Linked DNA regions of Homo sapiens: region 1 is linked to region 2. A link is an interaction called in ENCODE POLR2A ChIA-PET data of the cell type or tissue named here. Cell type or tissue: OCI-LY7. All regions are shown on one strand. Each heading gives the region's core, and the rest is flanking DNA. Links, peaks and the distances in the headings are about the cores only.

The links. ChIA-PET counts read pairs that join two places held together with the same protein. Peaks named below come from ENCODE experiments on the same cell type or tissue, not always from the same donor. Only the 100,000 strongest peaks of a DNase experiment are listed, where the experiment ranks them.
Region 1: POLR2A ChIA-PET joins it to region 2 with 12 read pairs; 3 of 35 experiments call an interaction of 5 or more read pairs at or near these places.

Annotation. Positions count from the first base shown.
Region 1 is chr22:30,536,186-30,546,539 of GRCh38, forward strand. It overlaps SEC14L6 (SEC14 like lipid binding 6), which reads right to left. Exons shown (of 12, transcript NM_001193336.4): 2 at 2,642-2,717. It also overlaps the pseudogene SIRPAP1. Among named protein-coding and RNA genes, the nearest start is that of SEC14L6, 5.4 kb to the right of the region's middle. RefSeq lists an enhancer at 6,419-7,411. In OCI-LY7, for the core only: no CTCF peak of the experiment used is centred there; no DNase peak of the experiment used is centred there.
Region 2 is chr22:30,476,640-30,486,993 of GRCh38, forward strand. LOC107985579 (a long non-coding RNA gene) reads left to right here and starts at 6,435. Exons shown (of 3, transcript XR_001755490.2): 1 at 6,435-6,616; 2 at 7,139-7,200; 3 at 9,108-9,745. It also overlaps the pseudogene SDC4P. In OCI-LY7, for the core only: CTCF peaks have their summits at 8,922 (motif pointing left) and 9,139; a DNase peak (open chromatin) is centred at 8,932.

The sequences.
Region 1 (10,354 bases), core at 1,368-9,367, 60 kb after region 2:
CACCAGGCTCAGAGGCAAGTTGCCATCACAGGTTTTACAAAGGCTATTCATCACAGATTAAGTATTCTGGGCTCAACATTCAGGGATGTGAATTCCTGTGTACTCTGCAATAGTAGGAGCAGGTGTGATGATCAACATGGTTTCATAGTGGTTTTCTTACTGCAGCTGAAACCGACTCCAGCCCTACCGCCCACCCCCTACGAACCCCCCAGGGAAGGAGTCTTAAGTGTAGGAGTTGCAGCCACATTTTCAGGGCCACTGAGAATCCTGTCTGTGCATTCAGATTCCTGGGATTCTGACATTTATCTCAAGAGCAAACCTCTTCCCTAACCTGGTCCCCAAACTCTTTTTATGAGAAGATGTTAAGCAATTGGCCTCTAATGTCAGACTGACCTGACTTTGTCACCTGCTAGCATAGCGACCTTGGTCAAGTGGTTTAACCTTTGTAAGCCACAGCTTCCTCCAATGCAAAAACAAAGCTAACAATAATACCTACCTAATTGGGTTGAACAAGGAGGAGGAGGAGGGAAAGAGAAGAAAGAAAATAATAGATAAATGGCCGGGCACAGTGGCTCACACCTGTAATCCCAGCACTTTGGGAGGCTGAGGCAGGTGGATCACTTGAGGTCAGGAGTTCGAGACCAGCCTCGCTAACATGGTGAAACCCCATCTCTACTAAAAAACAAAAATTAGCTAGTTGTGGTGGCGGGCACCTGTAAACCCAGCTACTCAGGAGGCTGAGGCAGGAGAATCACTTGAGCCCAGGAGGCGGAGGTTACAGTGAGCCAAGATTCTGCCACTGCACTCCAGCCTGGGTGACAGTGAGACTCTGACTCAAAAAAAAAAAAAAAAAAAAGGAAATAATACATAAAAACTGCTGTACCCAGTGCCTGGTACAGAATAAGTGCTCAAAATATGAAAGTATTTCCACTCCTTGTACTAGCCACCTCCAAGATGACCATCAGTGATCCTCACCTAGTATTCACTCCCTGCTCTGCTAAACAAAAATCATAGGAGGCCATTGCTTTGTACTAAACTCCAGCACTAGGTCCCAACAGACAAGACCAAAAATCAAGATGGAGTCACCCATGCTCGCTAAACTGAAACTGAGTTGTTATCTGACTTGAGAAATCAAGAGAGATAGCCTAGCCAGGCACGGTGGCTCATGCCTGTAATCCCAGCACTTTGGGAAGCTGAGGGAGGTGGATTACTGGAGTCCAGGAGTTCTAGACCAGCCTGAGCAACATGGCGAAACCCTGTCTCTGCAAAAAATATACACAAAAATTAGCCAGGCGTGGTGCCGAGCTCCTATAGTCCCAGCTACTAGGGAGGCTGACGTGGGAGTATCGCTTGAGCCCAGGAGGTCAAGGCTACAGTGAGCTGATGTCAGCCTGGGCTTCAGAGTGAGACCTTGTTTGAGAGAGAGCGAGCGAGCAAGCCTAATTTCCCTAACAGGCCAATTACAATCTTCAGCTGGTATGTTAATGAAGTTCTCTCTGTTTTTAGCCTTACAGCAAAGAGTAACCTGAAGTCACCTGATGTTAACCAATCAGTTATCTTTCTATTGTTCTGTATCCCTGTCCTTGCCTTACCAGAAAAGTACTGTAGCTTTGAAATGATAGATCTGCCTTTTGTTCTGTTTCTGCTTTCTTCAGCCCCTTTTCTGTCTATAAAGCCAAACTCCTCTGCTTGACTCATCGGAGCACTTATTCTATCTCATAACATGAAATGTTGCCTGATTCTAGAATTCCAATAGAGATAATTGAAATCTTTAAACCAAATGTGTCATTATTCTGTCTTTGACAGTTCCCTCCCACACTGAGCAGGGCTGAGCTGTGTACCTGATAGATTGCTGTAGAAATGATGGAATTTGGCCAGACGAGATGGCTCATGCCTGTAATCCCAGCACTTTGGGAGGCCAAGACAGGTGGATCATCTGAGGTCGGGAGTTTGAGACCAGCCTGGCTAACATGAGGAAACCCTGTCTGCTAAAAATACAAAAATTAGCTGGGCATGGTGGCACATGAATCCTAACTACTCGGGAGGCTGAGGCACAAGAATTGCTTGAATCTGAGAGGCGGAGGTTGCAGTGAGCCGAGATCACGCCACTGCACTCCAGCCTGGGCAACAGAGTGGGACTCCGTCTCAACAAAAAAAAAAAAAAAAGAAAGAAAGAAAAGAAAAAAGAAATGATGGAATGTGACTCAGAAAGCTTCACTGTAAGATACCACCACTTCCTCCCTGCTCACTGGGATCACTTATGGCGGGAAGCCAACTGCCATGTTGTGAGGATGCTTGAGCAGGCCCTGTGAGGAAGAACTGAAGCCTCCTGCCAACAGCGAGCACAGACTTGCCAACTATGTTTGACACCTTGGAAGCAGATCCTCCTGTCCCAATCAAACCTTCAGATGACTGCATCCCCGATGGGTATCTTGACTGCAACCTCATGAGAGACCCTGAGTCAGAAACACCCCACTAAGCCTTTCCATAATTCCTGGCCACAGAAATCACGAGAGATAATAAATGTTTGCAGTTGTTTTAAATGGCTATGTTTTGGAGTAATTTGATACACTCAATAGATACCAAATACACTCCTCTTTCATGCCATTGACCCTACCCCAGCCCCACGCTCTATCCTTACCTTGGAGCCAGCGCAGGAGGAAGTAGTCATCAGGATTGGGCAGCGCAGATAGCACATCTTGGATGTTCTCCCGGAACTGAGGACAGACAGGGAGAGACCTGGGTCAGAGGCCAACCACCCTCGGTCCTGCAGGTCTCAACTGTCCTTGAGGAAGGGGATGTCTGAGTGAAGAGGTCCCACTCGGGCTGGGAGGATCAGGGTCCGGGTCAAGCCATAACAGTTTGTTTCCTCCGTCTTGAAAATGGGATGATATAAAGAACCAACTACAGGCCAGGCGCGGTGGCTCACGCCTGTAATCCCAGCACTTTGGGAGGCAGAGGTGGGAGGATCACCTGAGGTCAGGAGTTTGAGACCAGCCTGGCCAACATGGTGAAACCCTGTCTGTACTAAAAATACAAAAATTAGCCGGGCGTGGTGGCAGGTGCCTGTAATCCCAGCTACTCAGGAGGCTGAGGCAGGAGAATCGCTTAAACCCAGGAGGCGGAGGTTGCAGTGAGCCGAGATCCCACCATTGCACTCCAGCCTGGGGGACAAGAGTGAGACTTTGTCTCAAAAAAAAAGAACCTACTACACTAAACATCAGAGAGAATTAAATGTGGATTAAACACAGAGAAGCTTTACAAGCCTGACTCAGGGATGTGGGGGCAGGGAGGGGCCCTCTTTAGTGCCCTGATCTTCATCCTTAGGAAGCCTTCAGGCCAGGTCAGGTGGGAGGATAAAGTGCACAGAGTCTGAGGCTCAGAGAGGTTGAGCAACTTGCCTAGTGTCACACAGCCAGTGAGTGGCAGAGCCAGTTGCCTGATTCTAGAATTGCAATAAAGATAATTGAGATCTTTAAACTGAATTTGTCTTAATTTTGTCTTTGACCGTTCCCTCCCACACTTAAGCAGGGCTGAGCTGTGTACCTGATAGGTTAGGGTTGAAATGATGGACTGTGACTTAGAAGCCTTCAATGTAAAGACATGGTTTGGCACCCATCAGCCACGCCCAAGTGAGGGGTGGCTTGACCTGGCCTGGGAGTTGGTTAGGACAGTTCAGCTGGCCCTGGGCCCACCCTGCAGGGTCTGAGAGCTGAGAGGCCACTCCTGGGTGGATGTCATTGACTGTAGGCTAAAGCCAGCCTCCAACACTGATGAATATGGTAAGGAAAAGAGCACCGGACAAAGAGTCAGCAGGTCCCACTGTGGCCTTGCCTGAGTCACTCCCCTCTCTCTGGGTCTTATTCTCTTTGGGCCCCAGATGGATCCTCAAAAGACTTTCCTTGGCCCCCCACCAAAAATGGACTGATAACCTTTGTCTAAAGGAATATGAAAGAGGGTTTGGCCTTGGGCTAAGCCTTAAATGAATCCTGACATGACACTGCCATTATACCAATTCGCTAAGTGAGGAAACTGAGGCTGGAAATGGTGATGCGCCTTCTTAGCCAACATGAGCAATTTTTATTTCAATTTCTGACTTCAATTGTCTTTTAAGAGGGTTATCTCAGGTCTAAGCAGAATGTCCTTTTCCTGATGCAGAACACTGCCCCTCCTTTTTGTTCCTTTTTTTTTTTTTTTTTTTTTTTGAGTATTGTATTTTGAACTCATGGGCATTAAGATCAATTACTTGGCCAGGTGAGGTGGCTCACACCTGTAATCCCAGCACTTTGGCCAGCCGAGGCAGGTGGATTGCTTGAGCTCAGGAGTTTGAGACCACCCTGGGCATCAAGGTGAAACCTCATTACCACAAAAAATACAATAATTAGCCAGGTGTGGTGGCGCACGCCTGTAGTCCCAGCTACTTGGGAGGCTGTGGTGGGAGAATCGCTTGAACCCAGGAGGCACAGATTGCAGTGAGCTGAGATCATGTCACTGCACTCCAGCCTGGGCAATAAATCAAGACCCTGTCTCAAAAAAAAAAAAAAATCAATTGGCTGGGTGCAGTGGCTCATACCTGTAATCCCAGAACTTTGGGAGGCCAAGGCGGGCAGATCACTTGAGGCCAGGAGTTCGAGATCAGCCTTGCCAACACGGTGAAACCCCATCTCTACTAAAAATACAAAAATTAGCTGGGCGTGGTGGCAGGCGCCTGTAATCAAAGCTACTCAGGAGGCTGAGGCACAAGAATTGCTTGAACCCAGAGAGCGGAGGCTGCAGTGAGCTGAGATTGCACCACTGCACTCCAGCCTGGGCAACAGGGTGAGACTACATCTCAAAAAAAAAAAAAATTCAATTACTTGAACTTTTTTTTAATTAAAACTAACAGCTTTATGGGGATATAATCAGATGCGAATTCACACTTGAACAACTTGTAAGACTTTTCCCCTAGCTTTGTTTATACTTTGTTTTCTTTTTAAAAGATTCATACAATTCAAGAAACACAACTTTTAAAAAAATTTTTATTTATTTTTTAATTTTATTTTTATAATCATCTTCTTGGATACTAAGAAACACAACTTCTAAAGGCCACAATCATCCTTAAGCTAGATTTTAATCATACTCCCCTCCCAGCTTTATTAAGGTATGAATGGTGTTTAATTGCTTTTCATCAAAGAGAAATAAAAACTGTTCTGGCTGATAGGAGTGGCTCACGCCTGTAATCCCAATACTTTGGGAAGCCGAGGTGGGTGGATCACTTGAGGCCAGGAGTTCGAGACTAGTCTGGCCAACATGGCAAAACCCCGTCTCTACTAAAAATACAAAGATTAGCCAGGTATGGTGGCACACGCCTGTGATCCCAGCTACTCAGGACGCTGAGGCAGAGAGTCATTTGAACCTGGTAGGCAGAGGCTGAAGTGAGCCAAGATCACATCACTGCACTCCAGCCTGGGTGACAGAGCCAGACTCCATCTCAAAAAAGAAAAAAAAAAAAGTTAAAAATTAGCTGGGTGTGGTGTGCGTGCCTGTAGTCCCAGCTACTCAGGAGGCTGAGGTGGGAGGGTTGCTTGAGCCCAGGAGTTTGAGGCTGCAGTCAGCCATGTTCTCACCACTACACTCCAGCCTAGGTGATAGAGTGAGACCCTGTCTCCAAATAAATGAATAAATAAATTTCCTGTTCACTCTCATGGACAAAAAACAAATTATCTGGTATTGCTATACATCAGCAACACATTCAGCCATTTTCTAAGGAAATGGGTCAAGTTACCAACACACAGCTTTACACACACTACCTTGAGGAAGAAAACCAAGAACAGGCACAGGAGAAATTGTGCCTGTTCTTGGCACCGAAGGGCAGGACGCGAAAGGGCAGGCCGGTGGGCGGGGACGCCCGGCTCAGACCCCGTCCCCAGCCTGGACCTGGGCCCCACCCTGCCCACACCGCGACCCTCCCCATCCGTCTCGCGACCCTACCAGAAAGTCCACTCCAGCTTTTCCTTCACCTCGGCACGGCTCTGAAAGGATCGGTCCCCTCCGGCCCGCACCCACCCCCAAGAGGGGCCTTCAGCTTTGGGGCTCAGAGGCACGACCTCTTGGGGAGGGTTAAAAGGCAGACACCCCCCCACCCCCGCGCCTCCACTCCCCGACTCCTTCGCCGCCTCCAGCCTCTCGCCAGTGGGAAGCGGGAGTAGCCGCGCGGCCGGAGTCCGGAGGCGAGGGGAGGTCGGCCGCAACTTCCCCAGGCCACCTTAAGAGGACGATGTAGCCAGCTCGCAGCGCTGACCTCAGAAAAACAAGTTTGCGCAAAGTGGAGCGGGGACCCGGCCTCTGGGCAGCCCCGGCGGCGCTTCTAGTGCCTTCCAGCCCTCGCGGGCGGCGTAGCCGCGGCCCATGGAGCCCGCGGGCCGGTCCCCGGCCGCCTCGGGCCGCTGCTCTGCCTGCTGCTCCCCGCGTCCTGCGCCTGGTCAGGAGTGGCGGGTGAGGAGGAGCTGCAGGTGATTCAGCCTGAGAAGTCTGTATCAGTTGCAGCTGGAGAGTCGGCCGCTCTGCAGTGCACTGTGACCTCCCTGAACCCTGTGGGGCCCATCCAACGGTTCAGAGGAGCTGGACCAGGCCGGAAATTAATCTACCATCAAAAAGAAGGCCACTTCCCCCGGGTAACAACTGTTTCAGATCTCACAAAGAGAACCAACATGGACTTTTCCATCTGCATCAGTAACATCACCCCAGCAGATGCCGGCACCTACTACTGTGTGAAGTTCCAGAAAGGGAGCCCTGACGTGGAGTTGAAGTCTGGAGCAGGCACTGAGCTGTCTGTGCGTGCCAAACCCTCTGCCCCCGTGGTATCGGGCCCCGCAGCGAGGGCCACACCTGACCACACAGTGAGCTTCACCTGCGAGTCTCATGGCTTCTCACCCAGAGACATCAGCCTGAAATGGTTCAAAAATGGGAATCAGCTCTCAGACTTCCAGACCAACGTGGACCCCGCAAGAGAGAGCGTGTCCTACAGCATCCACAGCACAGCCAATGTGGTGCTGACCCGCGGGGACATTCACTCTCAAGTCATCTGCGAGGTGGCCCACGTCACCTTGCGGGGGGACTCTTTTCGTGGGACTGCCAACTTGTCTGAGACTATCCAAGTTCCACCCACCTTGGAGGTTACTCAACAGCCCATGAGGGCAGAGAACCAGGTGAATATCACCTGCCAGGTGACGAAATTCTACCCCCAGAGACTACAGTTGACCTGGTTGGAGAACGGCAATGTGTCCCGGACAGAAACGGCCTCAACTCTTACAGAGAACAAGGATGGCACCTACAACTGGATGAGCTGGCTCCTGGTGAATGTATCTGCCCACAGGGATGATGTGAAGCTCACCTGCCAGGTGGAGCATGACGGGCAGTCAGCGGTCAGCAAAAGCCATGACCTGAAGGTCTCAGCCCACCTGAAGGAGCAGAGCTCAAATACCGCCGCTGAGAACACTGGACCTAATGAACAGAACATCTATATTGTGGTGGGCGTGGTGTGCACCTTGCTGGTGGCCCTACTGATGGAGGCTCTCTACCTCGTCCGAATCAGACAGAAGAAAGCCCAGGGCTCCACTTCTTCTACAAGGTTGCATGAACCCGAGAAGAATGCCAGAAAAATAACCCAGGACACAAATGATATCACATATGCGGACCTGAACCTGCCCAAGGGGAAGAAGCCTGCTCCCCGGGCCGCGGAGCCCAACAACCACACAGAGTATGCCAGCATTCAGACCAGCCTGCAGCCTGCGTCGGAGGACACCCTCACCTATGCTGACCTGGACATGGTGCACCTCAACCGGACCCCCAAGCAGCTGGCCCCCAAGCCCGAGCTGTCCTTCTCAGAGTATGCCAGCATCCAGGTCCCGAGGAAGTGAATGGGACCGTGGTTTGCTCTAGCACCCATCTCCATGCTCTTCCTTGTCCCACAAGGAGCCGCCATGATGAGCACAGCCAGCCCAGTTCCCGGAGGGCTGGGGCGGTGCAGGCTCTGGGACCCAGGGGCCAGGGTGGCTCTTCTCTCCCCACCCCTCCTTGGCTCTCCAGCAGCCACGGCCCCCTCTCCCCACATTGCCACACACCTGGAGGCTGACGTTGCCAAACCAGCCAGGGAACCGACCTGGGAAGCGGCCAGAACTGCCTGGGGTCCAAGAACTCTTGTGCCTCCGTCCATCACCATGTGGGTTTTGAAGACCCTTGACTACCTCCCCGATGCTCCGAAGCCTGATCTTCCAGGGTGGGGAGGAGAAAATCCCACCTCCCCTGACCTCCACCACCACCACCACCACCCCTCAACTGGGGCTTGAGTGGGGAAGATTTCCCCTTTAGATCAAACTACCACTTCCATGGAAAAGCTGGAAAAAAACTCTGGAACCCATATCCAGACCTGGTGAGGTTGCTGCCAACAGTCCTGGCCTCCCCCATCCCTAGGCTAAAGAGCCATGAGTCCTGGAGGAGGAGAGGATCCCTCCCAAAGGACTGGAGACAAAACCCTCCGCTTCCTCAGGTCCCTCCAAGACTCCCTGGGGCCCAACTGTGTTGCTCCACCCGGACGCATCTCTCCCTTCTAGACCTGAGCTTGCCCCTCCAGCTAGCACTAAGCAACATCTCGCTGTGGGTGCCTGTAAATTACTGAGAAATGTGAAACGTGCAATCTTGAAACTGAGGTGTTAGAAAACTTGATCTGTGGTGTTTTGTTTTGTTTTTTTCTTAAAACAACAACAACGTGAAAAAAAGAAAGTCCACTCCAGCGCCCGGTCGCCACCCTTCTTTGCCCCGGGAACCCCATCCCGGCACCTCCCACCCCGCATACACCACCTACCCCATGCAAAACCCTATGATGGCAGGAATCGAGACCTCCAAGGACCCGTCGTTGCCTCCATGCTCATGGAACCGTGTGAGTCTTCCTGGACCCCAAGCTTGCCGTGTGCGACCACGAAGGAAAGACCCTAAGGACCTTCAAGGGACTCCTCCCAGGCTAGAGACGAAAATGCACCCTGTTCCTGCCTCCTCCAGCTCATAGCTGAGGACGTGACCTGCCAATGCAGCCTCCCCAGCAGGCCAGCAGCCTTCACCAGCCCTGTCCAATATGGTAGCCACAAATTCTTAAAATGTGGCTAGTTTGAACTGAGGTCTGCTGTGAGTGTAAAATACACAGGATTCCAAAGACTCAGTATCCCCTCAAAACACTCATTTTTTTTTTTTTTGAAACAGGGTCTAGCTCTGTTGCCCAGGCTGGAGTGCAGTGGCACGATGTTGGCTCACCGCAGTCTCGACCTCCTAGGCTCAATCCATCCTCCCACCTCAGCCTCCCGAGTAGCTGGGACTACAGGCATGGGCCACCACACCCAGCTATTTGTTGTTGTTGTTGTTGTTTTTAGAGATGGGGTCTCCCTATGTTGCTAATTTTTTAATTTTTTGTAAAGATGTGTTCTTGCTATGTTGCCAGAACTCCTGGGCTCCAGTGATCCTCCCGCCTCAAAGTGCGGGGATTATAGGCCCGAGCTACTGCACCAGACCAGTTGTTTTTATATTGATTAGATTATATATTGAAGTTAATACATCATTAAACTTTACTTCAATTGTTTCTTTTTAGGTTTTTTTTGTTTTGTTTTGTTTTGTTTTTGTTTTTGTTTTGTTTTTGAGACATAGTCTTGCTCTGTCTCCCAGGCTGGAGTGCAGTGGCAGAATCTTGGCCCACTGCAACCTCCACCTCCTGGGTTCAAACGATTCTCCTGCCACAGGGTTTCACCCTGTTGCCCAGGCTGGTCTCAAACTCCTGACCTCAAATGATCCATCCACCTCAGCCTCCCAAAGTGTTGGGATTACAGGCATGAGCCACAGCGCCCAGCCTCTTTTTAGTTCTTTAATGGAGCTACTAGAAAATTTCAAAAAGGCCGGGCATGGTGGCTCATGCCTGTAATCCCAGCACTCTGGGAGGCCAAGGTGGGTGGATCACCTGAGATCAGGAATTCCAGACCAGCCTGACCAACGTGGTTAAAACCCCATCTCTACTAACATACAAAAATTAGCCAGGCGTGGTAGCAGGTGCCTGTAATCCCAGCTACTCCGGAGGCTAGGGCAGGAGAATTGCTTGAACCCAGAAGGCAGAAGTTGCAGTGAGCCAAGATTGTGCCGTTGTACTCCAACCTGGGCAACAAGAGCGAAACTCCGTCTCAAAAAAAAAAAAAAAAAAAAAAAGGAAGAAAGAAAATTTCAAATGACCTATGTGGCTTGCGTTTGTGGTGGCGTGGTATTTCTATTGGTTAGTGCTGGTGTAGCCTCTGGCTACCAAGCCCCTCAGGGTTGGGAAGAGACCCAGAGCTGGAGAGTT
Region 2 (10,354 bases), core at 1,405-9,404:
GGTGGCCACGAGCCACGTACGGTGACCGAGTGAGCCCTTGAAGTGTGGTTAATGCAACTGAGTTAGATGGAGCAGGGATCTCTCTTAGGGGCCTGCTGGGCTCCCCACAAGCATGGAAATAAAGGAAAACCTTGAGTTCCTTCCAAGGAAATTCCAAGCCCCTACCTAGCCCCGGGAAGTAAATAAGCAACTTGATAACCAAGAAGGTAATAGTAGCCTAAAACAATAGCCAAGGAAGTCAGAGTCAGAGGTTTGGTTCCTCTACAGAAACTAAATACAACATCTTAGCATATGTTTCTGAGTTGTTTTTTAGAAACCTGGACCCCTCCCCAAAAGTATCGGGAGAAGACTGAACTCTTTGTTGTAAATTTCTTCCTGAAGGGCTTAGTGGGAGTCACACCCACCAGTCCAAGCTAACCTTCTTTTCTGCTGATCCCAAATTTTTAAACAAACCTTCTTTACTTTAACCAATTGCAAATCAGAAAACGTTGACTCTACCTATGACCTGTAAGCCCCAAGCTGCGTGATATCCCACTGTTTCAGGCCAAGACCAGTGTGTAACCTCCATGCAACGATTTTGCCTATAACTTCTGCTCTCCTGAAATTTACCACTGCCTTTAAAAACCCTTACCTGCAAACCATCGGGGAGGTCAGAGTTTAAGCCTTAGCTGCCTGGTCCTCTTTGCTGGGTGCCCTGCAAATAAACACTTTCCTTTCTATTGCTGCAAAAATCTCAGAATGGATATCTGGTCTTACTGTGCCAGGTGAGCAGACTCCAGTTCAGTTCCAGCACATGAGGAATGAATTAACTTTATGTGATTTTAGTTGACTTAAATTTAAACAGCCACACGTGGTTACTGTGTTGGATAGCACAGGCCTAGAGCTTAGAGAAAGCAAACCAAAGAACGCCAGCTGGGTCCCAGGCAGAAGGCAGAAAGAGGGTAGAATGGGCTACCTCAGCTATTCCAGCCCCGTGAAAAGGCACCAGGGGCCGGGTGTGGTGGCTCATGCCTGTAATCTCAGCACTTTGAGAGGCCAAGGCAGGTGGATCATTTGAGGTCAGGAGTTCAAGACCAGCCTGGCCAACATGGTGAGACCCCTCCCGCCACACCATCTCTACAAAAAGTGCAAAAATTAGCCGGGCATGGTGGTGGGTGCCTGTAGTCCCAGCTACTCAGGAGGCCGAGGCACGAGAATTGATTGAACGCAGTAGGTGAGCTGAGATTACACCACTGCACTCCAGCCTGGGTGACAGAGCGAGACTCTGTCTCAAAAAAAAGAAAAAAAAAAAAGGCAGCAGGAATGGGGCAAGAAAAGAGGTCAAAATGCACCCAGCCACACAAAAATTCGCTCACTCAGCCAGGTGCGGTGGTTTACCCCTGTAATCCTGTAATCCCAGCACTTTGGGAGGCTGAGGCGGGTGGATCACCTGAAGTCGGGAGTTCGAGACCATCCTGGCCAACTAAAAATACTAAAAATACCGTCTCTACTAAAAATACAAAAAATTAGCTGGGCCTGATGGCACGCGCCTGTAATCCCAGCTACTCGGGAAGCTGAGGAGGGAGAGTCACTTGAACCTGGGAGGCAGAGGTTGCAGTGAGCCGACATCACACCACTGCACTCCAGCCTGGGCGACAGATGGAGATTCTGTCTCAGAAAAAAAAAAAAAGTCCGGGCGTGGTGGCTCACACCTGTAATCCCAGCACTTTAGGACATCGAGGTATATGGATAGCTTAAGCCCAGGAGTTTGAGACCAGCCTGGGCGGCATGGTAAAATCCCGTCTCTACAAAAAATACAAAAAATTAGCTGGTCGTAGTGATGTGTGCCTGTAGTTCCAGCTACTTGGAAAGCTGAGGTGGGAGGATTGTGTTGATGTGGACAGGAAGCAGGAAAATGCTAGGCAGAAAATGGCAAGTTCCCTGGAGAGGCCCACACCCTCAAGCCTTGGACCACGGCACAACGTGTTCTCACTTTGTCTCTGTTTTCCAGCTTGAATGTTGCTTTCTGGCCTGCCCCCAGCCCCCATCTTTTACCTATAAAAACCCCAGGCTCTGTTGGCAGAGGGGTGGCACAGTGGCAGAGTGGAGCAGCAGAGAAGGAGAAAAGAGAAGCAGCAGCCAGGTGTCGGAGAGAAGCAGTTTGACTTCAGAGGGATGGCTTGACAGCGAGACTTCAGAGAAGAGTTCCGCCAGGGACAGCTGAACTCTGGGAGAAGACTGCCTTTCCACTCCATCCCTGTTCCAGCTCCCCATCCTGCTGAGAGCCACTTCCACTGCTCAGTAAAATCCTCCATATTCACCACCCTTCAATTCATTTGTGTGATCTGAATCTTCCTGGATGCTGGACAAGAACTCAGGTACCAAGAGGGCAGGTGCAAAAGGCTGTCACCCTCACCATCCACTGAGCTGGTAAACATTTAAGCCATCCCTGGGTGGCAAAGCTAAAAGGGCACACTGTAACATATGTCCTCTGAGGCTCTTGAGGTCACAGGTACCCCTGCTAGATGCTGCTATGGAGCTGCACAGAGTTCTACTTCTGGTGCCCAGAAGCATTCATCCCAGCCCTTGCACCCACTCACCTGTGTGCTCCCCCACCATGAGGGGTTGAGAGCTGCAGGCTAAGTAAACCAGCCAACCCCTTCTTGAGTCCCTCAAAGGGGTCAGGGGGACTATCTTGTTTCAGCTTGAGCCTGGGAGGTCAAGGTTGCAGTGAGCTATGATCACACCACTGCACTCCAGCCTGGGCAACAGAGCGAGACCCTGTCTCAAAAAAAGGAGTATCTCCTCTGATTTTATCTTATTTTCAAGAAACAAACAAAGCAAAATTTAAAAAAAAAACATTAAATACAAACTTAGCAGGTGCTGTGGAAATGTACGAGAGAATGAAGAACATCTTGGATTCTCAAAGTCTTGCTCAGGCAGAGACACTCTGCACAAAGGAATGAACCATTCAAAAAATCCACTGAATATAGATTTATGGATGGGCGTGTTGGCTCATGCCTATAATAAAATCCTCCATATTCACAACCAAGAAGATCCAAGCAGGACAGCATTTTGGGAGGCTGAGGCAGAAGGATCGCTTGAGCTCAGGAGTTCGAGACCAGCCTGGGAAACATAATGACACCCTGTCTCTACAAAAAACACATAAAATAAAAATTAGCCAGGTGCAGTGGCATGTGCCTGTAGTCCCAGCTACTCTGGAGGTTGAGGTGAGAGGATCACTTGAGCCCTGCAGGTCGAGGCTGTAGTGAGCTGTGATTGCACCACTGTACTCCAGCCTCGGCAACAGAGCGAGACCCTGTCTCAAAAAAATAAAATAAAAGTAGATTTGCAAATATTCCACAAATCCACTTCAACATGAACTTCTGGCTCTTTTTCTCACCCTCCCTCCCCAGATAAAAAGGTTGATTTCCAAAAGGCACTTGAAGGAGCCTAGAATGGGCCAAGGTATACCATATACTATGGAGACTCCTGTGGCATGATCCTAAGTACTCATTTACAGACACATCTCAAGGTGCAGATGGTTCTAGCTCCTTCTCCCAATTCCTGCCAGAGTGTGAGCCTGTGAGAGCAGATTATGTCGGGGGCAGAGTGATAAAAATGTTCGGCAGTTAGATAGTGGTGTTGTGAGTCCTGGCTGATGGGAGCACATCCTCAGCCAGGACTCCCAAGACCCCTTCCTCCCTGACTTCAAAGGGGCTCTGGATGAGGCATGTTCAGTATGGGTTTGAAGCTGGACCTGGATTCTAAACTGGAAGTTAAAGAAATAATCCAATTCTACTCTTGCCTTCAGAAAGGCCAAGTTTAATTCTATTTTTCTTCGGGGGCAACTGAGGCCCAAGAAATCAAGAAGAGCCAGGCAAGCTAGGCCCAGTGGCTCATGCCTGTAATCCTAGCACTTTGGGAGGCCGAGGCAGACGGTTTACTTGAGTCCAGGAGTTTGAGACCAGCCTGGCCAACATGGTGAAACCCCATCTCTACAAAATATACATATATATATAAAATAGCTGGGTGTGGTGGCGCATGCCTGTAGTCCCAGCTACTTGAGGGGCTGAGGCAGGAGGATTGCTTGATTCTTGATTCCATGTCGAGACTGCAGTGAGCCCTTATTCTGCCACTGCATATCAGAGTGAGACCCTGTCTCAATAAAAATAAAAATAAAAAACACACAAAACAACAATAACAACAACAACCAAGAAGATCCAGGCAGAACAGTAGAAGACGATGTTTCTCCAGACACTTAAAGGTAACCAGAAGGCTGGGCGTGGTGGCTCACGCCTGTAATCACGTTGCTTTGGGAGGCCCAGGATCACTTGAGGCCAGAAGTTCAAGACCAGCCTGGCCATCATGGCAAAACCCCGTCTCTACTAAAAATACAAAAATTAGCCAGGTGTGGTGGTGCATGCCTGTGGTCCTAGCTACTCGGGAGGCTGAGGCAGGAGAATTGTTTGAATCGGGGAGGTGGAGGTTGCAGTTAGCCAAGATTACTCCACTGCACTCCAGCCTGGGCAACACGGCAAGACCGTGTCTTAAAAATAATAATAAATATATATAAAGATAACCGGAACTGGAGATACTAACAAGACACTATTAGGTTGTCCTCCCGCATCCTAATGGCCACTCTGCAAAATCCTCCGACTTCCCTATCCCCTAAAGTCCAAACCAGTGCTCATAGAAGAAGCGTAATAACTCCTTGCTAGGGGCTTTTTTGTAGATGGGCTTCCTGCTCAGGTCGTTTCTGCCTTCATCCTTCTTCATATGGTTCACCAGAAGCAGGATCAGGAAAACAGCAGAGAGGATGCCCGCGATGCTGTCCACAATCAGGACTGCCACGACCTCCATTCTCTCAAAGATGTTGCTGCCCTGGGCAGTGTTGGACATGGGTGCCTTATTGGACACATCCTGGTCCCCCGCAGAGAGTGAGATCCTCCTGGGGATGACCTCGTTGTCCTCCAGTTCCTTGGTTTCAGTGGGACCAGGTTCCCAGGCCCTGCCCTCTCAGGGATGTGGTTATCTAGAAGCACCAAGGGTTGGATCACTTCAGGGATGATCTTGGGGTCCCTTGACTCATCAATATCTCTAGAGCCAGAGAGCTCAGAGTCATCAGGTTCCTGCCCCCAACACCCACATCCAGAGTCTTCCAGTAGGGATCTGGAGAAGTTTGGCCCCTAGGCGGTCCTGGGTTGATGACCTCAGTTTCTTGGATTGACTCAGGGGTGGTGGGGGTGCCTGCAAAAAGCAGCAGCAGCAGCAGGAGCAGGAGGGCGGGGGCAGTGGTACCGCCATCCAGAGAGGGTGAACAGCCTGCGGTGAGTCAGAGCAATCATTCCCAAAGTGTACAATTCAGTGGTACTTAATATATTCACAAGGTTTTGCAACTATCACCACTATCTAATTGCAGAACATTCGCATCACCTCACCCTCAAATAATTCTGTACTCAGCAGCATTCATTTCCTATTTCCTGCTCTGTTCCAGCCCCTGACAGCCAGGAATCTATTTTCTATCTCTACAGATGTCCATATTCTGGATATTTCATATGAATGGAATCATATAGTACGTGGTCTTTTGTGTCTGGCTTCTTTCACTTAGCATAATGTCTTCAAGGTTCATCCATGCCGTAGCATGGATCAGTGTTTCATTCCTTTACATGGCTGAATAATCTTCTATTCTATGGATAGACCACGTTTTGTTTATCTGTTCATCAGTTGATGGACATTTGGGTTATTTCCGCTTTTTTGGCTATTATGAATAATGTTGGTATGACTATGTTTTGTATCAGTTTTTGTGGGAACATAGGTTTTCACTTCTTTTGGGTATAACCTTAGGAGTGGAATTGCTGGCTTGTATAGTGATTCTATATTTAACCTTTGAGGAACTGCCTTTCTATTTTCCAATGTGGCTACACTATTTTACATTCCCACTAGCAGTGTATGAGGGCCGCAATTTCTTCACATCCTTGCCAACATCGTTCACATCTTTTGTTATTTTCCATTTGCTTTTTTTTTTTTTATCATAGCCATTGTAGTGGCTGTCAAGTGGTATCTCATTGTGGTTTTGAATTGCATTTCTCCAACAACTATGCAATTGAGCATCTTTTCATGTGCTTATTGGCCATTTGTATATTGTCTATGGAGAAATGTCTAGTCAAACTTTAAAAATGTCTATCTATTGGACCAGGCACGGTGGCTCACACCTGTAATCCCAGCACTTTGGGAGGCCGAGGTGGGTTGATCACTTGAGGTCAAGAGTTCGAGACTAGCCGGACCAACATGGTGAAACCTCGTCTCTACTAAAAATACAAAAATAAATTAGCTGGGCATGGTGGTGCATGGTATCACCAGGTTGCCCAGGATGGTCTCAAACTCCTGAGCTCAAGCAATCTGCCTGCCTCGGCCTCCCAAAGTGCTAGGATTACAGGCATGAGCCACTGTGCCTGGCCTTGATACAGATTCTTTATTGCTTAGTTTCATCTCCCTTCTTCTCTCAGAAATTAAAATTAAGTATGATCATGATGACGATGTTGATGATACTGCTGCTGCTGCTGTCTGTACTACGCAATACCAATGGCCACCAAGAAGTCAAGACACTCTGGAGAAGACTCCAAAGACCTCTGAGGTGGGAACACAAATCCTGGTCAAGTTCATAAGGATTTCCCTTTCCTCTTTCATACAACACCCTTGCTATTTATTACAGGAATGGGTTGCTATGGTTACAGGAACATGGGGGAGGACAGTGAATGATTCTATAAAGTGAAAGAGGCCTTAATTTGTATGTTGTCTAGGGTTGGAGCTGGCACATCTCTTCCCACAATGCCTGGGGTTACCCAAAGGGCATCAAGTGTCCCAAATTCTTCATGCCAAACTGGTCTCTGTTTTCATTGGCATTTGTGGAAAGCCTGTAGTGCCTAAGGCTACTGGGGAGAGGACCTGGGTCTGAGGGTGATCACCAACAAAAGAGCCCAAGCAGTTGTCATTCCTCTCCCAACCCTGGGCAAATAATCCACAAATAGTTCAGAAATGGATGCTGCTGAAACATGGGCCTGGCTATCTGGATTTGAATCTTAACTTCACCTCTAATGTGTTGTGTGATCTTGAGTCTCACAAGGAAATTGAAGCTGGTAACATCTCCTTCTTACAGGGTACTGAGATGACCAGTGTAGAAGAGACCAATAAGCTACCTCACCTACTGCCTAGCACATGGTAAGTGATCAACAGTGTAGGCCTTTACCGCTATTACGAGGCTAGTCACCCAGCCTGCTTTCAGCTCCAAGACTAGGACACAGCTAGGCGAGCCCATTCTTTCCTGTTGCTTCTCCCCTGTTCTGTGGCTACCCTGCTCTACCCTCTTCTTGGGTCTCTCTGAAGTAGTGGGTCATGCTGCCAGACTCTGCCCTTTGGCGGTGCTCTTGGCATGACCCAACCTGGGTGTGGACGGTCCAGGGAAGCACATGGCTCTGGTGGTAAATGGTCCAGGAAGGCACATGGAGTCTCTGGAGTCAGACATCCTGAGTTCCAACCCTGGTGCCACCACTGAGCAAATGTCTGTTTCTGAGCCTTACTTTCCTCTCCTGTAAAACAGGAATAATTATGTTTATTTTATTATTTTATTTTATTTTATTTTAAGACAGAGTCTCACTCTGTCACCAGGCTGGAGTGCAGTGGCGCGATCTCGGATCACTGCAACCTCCACCTCCCCGGTTCAAGCAATTCTCCTGCCTCAACCTCCCGAGTAGCTGGGATTACAGGTGTGTGCCACTATGCCCAGCTAATTTTTGTATTTTTAGTAGTGGCGGGGTTTCACCATGTTGGCTAGGATGGTCTCGATCTCCTGACCTCATGATCCGCCCGCCTCGGCCTCCCAAAGTGCTGGGATTACTGGTGTGAGCCACCGCACCTGGTCTATGTTTATTTTATAAGGCTGCCATGAAGATTAAACAAAGTGGCATAGATAGAGCCACAAGCTTATGCAGGTGCTTAGTAAATGGTATCTGGTTTTTTTTTGGAACCTCTGGGAAGTGCAGCTGGGGTGTGGGGAAGGGACCCTAACTGATAGGGCCTGGGTGGCGGTGTGGCCTAGGGAAGGCCTTTCAAGACAGGGTTCCAGTGCCCTTGAGCGTGCATTTAACAAGGTTGGAGAGGGAGTCCTAGGCTGAAGGTACAGCATGAGCAAAGGCAGAGGGGCAGGAAAGAGCTTGATGAATTGGTGAATTTAAGTCATGGGATGTGTCTGGAACTGGGGTGCAGTGGCCAGGTTGCAGAGGGCCTTGCAAGCTACCACTGAGGCTGATTTTACCCAGGGGTACGTGGGGCACTAGAGAAGGGCTTATGCAGAGAATGATGTGATCAGATTTGCATTTCAGAAAGATTTTATTCTGGCTGCCCTGCGGAATCTGGACAGGAGTGGGTAGAAATGGGCACAGAGAGGGTACGGTGGCTCACACCTGTAACCCCAGCACTCTGGGAGGCCAAAGTGGGAGGATTGCTTGAGTCCAGGAGTTCAAGACCAGCCTGGGCTTCATAACAAAACCCTATCTCTACAAAAAATAAAAAATTAGCTAAACATGGTGGTGCACACCTGTAGTCCCTGCTACTCAGGAGGTGAGGTGGAAGGATCACCCGAGCCCAGGAGGTCGAGGCTACAGTGATGATTGTACCACTGCACTCCAGCCTGGGCAACAGAGTGACACCCTGTCTCAAAAAAAAAAGAAAAAGAAAAAGAAACGGAGCCTGCAAGTGACAGACCCAGGATCTAAAACGAGGTCAGGCTGCCTTTTTCCGCCACTCCAGGTGGCCCCACGAACAGCCTGGGCCTGGTGAACTTGGCTTCAACCGGCCTGGAAAGTAACCTTCCAATGAGCCCATGCTAAGGGCCACCCCAGTTCACGCTCCTGGTGGACAGGGGTGCGGCTGGCCCAACACTGCCCCCTGGTGGTTAAAAGCAGAAGTCCCCTGAGCATCGCTCAGTTTGGGCCGGGCCTCCTCCCTACCCGCACACCAAGTGTGCGGTCTGGTAGATGGACACAGATTCACGGCTTACCTCTCCCGCTTTGTGTTGTGTGATGTGATAATTCACTTCCTGCCCTGAGCCTCACTTTCCTCATCTGTAGGCTGCGGATGGTGCTTCCTGCCTCAGCTTGGGCCTGGCTCACAGTCGGTATTTGGGCATGGAGCTGGCACCATCACTTCCCACCGAGATGCACAAACGTCTGAGCAGCTTTCTCCCAATCCTGGGCCTTCCCTCCACCCCAGGAACCCAGCACCTCACTTTGTCCCACTGTGTGGCCCCCTGCCCCACACTGGCCTTCCCTGCAGGGGCCCACACGCCATCAACCCTCGTCTCCCCTACTGCAGGCTGGGGGCACCAGCGGCAGCTGACCTGGGTACTGGTTCACTGGACACAGAGGCTTTGGCCAAGGCACTGCCCCCTGCTGAGCTTCGGTTTCCTGGCCTGTAAAATGGGGCTATAATCTCTGTCTGCTTCAGGACTTAATGTGAAGCGGCTGTGCAAACTGTGGAGTGCTGTGCCATGAAGCTCTGGTGAAGACCTACTCTGAGCACCTGCCTAGACTTTCTTACAGTGGTGTCCTCCCTAGCTTGGGCTCCTTGGGCAGTGAGGTGGGCTGGGGCAGGTGAGCCTCTCCAACAGCCATTGAAACACCCGCAACCCTGGGGCCTGGGGTGGTGGCTCACGCCTGTAATTCCAACACTTTGGGAGGCCAAGGTGGGAGGACCACTTCAGGCCAGGAGTTCGAGACCAGTCTGGGCAACATAGTGAGACCCCATTTCCAAAAAAAAAAAATTAGCCAGGTGCAGTGGTGCACACCTGTGGTCCCAGCTACTCAGGATGCTGAGGCAAAAGGATGGTTTTTGCCGGAGTTCAAGGCTGCAGTGATCTATGACTGGGCCACTGCACTCCAGCCTGAGAAACAGAGTAAGACCCTATCTCAAAAAAAAAAAAAAAAAAAAAGGAAAACACGCCCATGGGTCCTTGACCTGCTGCCCTCCTCACCTGCTTCTCCCCAAAGACTGTGGGGACTTCCAGGGAGGAGATGGGCTAGGGAGAGCAGGTCCCACCTCCATTATCTGGACAGGTGAGGCCTGGGTATTTCCAATTGCCTCATTTTGAGCAAGAGTTTTGATCTGTGGCCTCCTGCCAAGATTTTGCCATTCTTTCCTGACAAACTACACGGCTGTTTTGTAACCGGCATTATAAAATGGTTTTATTAATTATTAATAACTATTTAATGTGTACACAGTTATCCATGAAGAAATAGGAAATACCAGTGAGTTGTTACCAGCGTTGCCCCAGGCTGGGAGAGCCCTTCCAGCTTTCCTTTGGCCTCTGACACCCCTG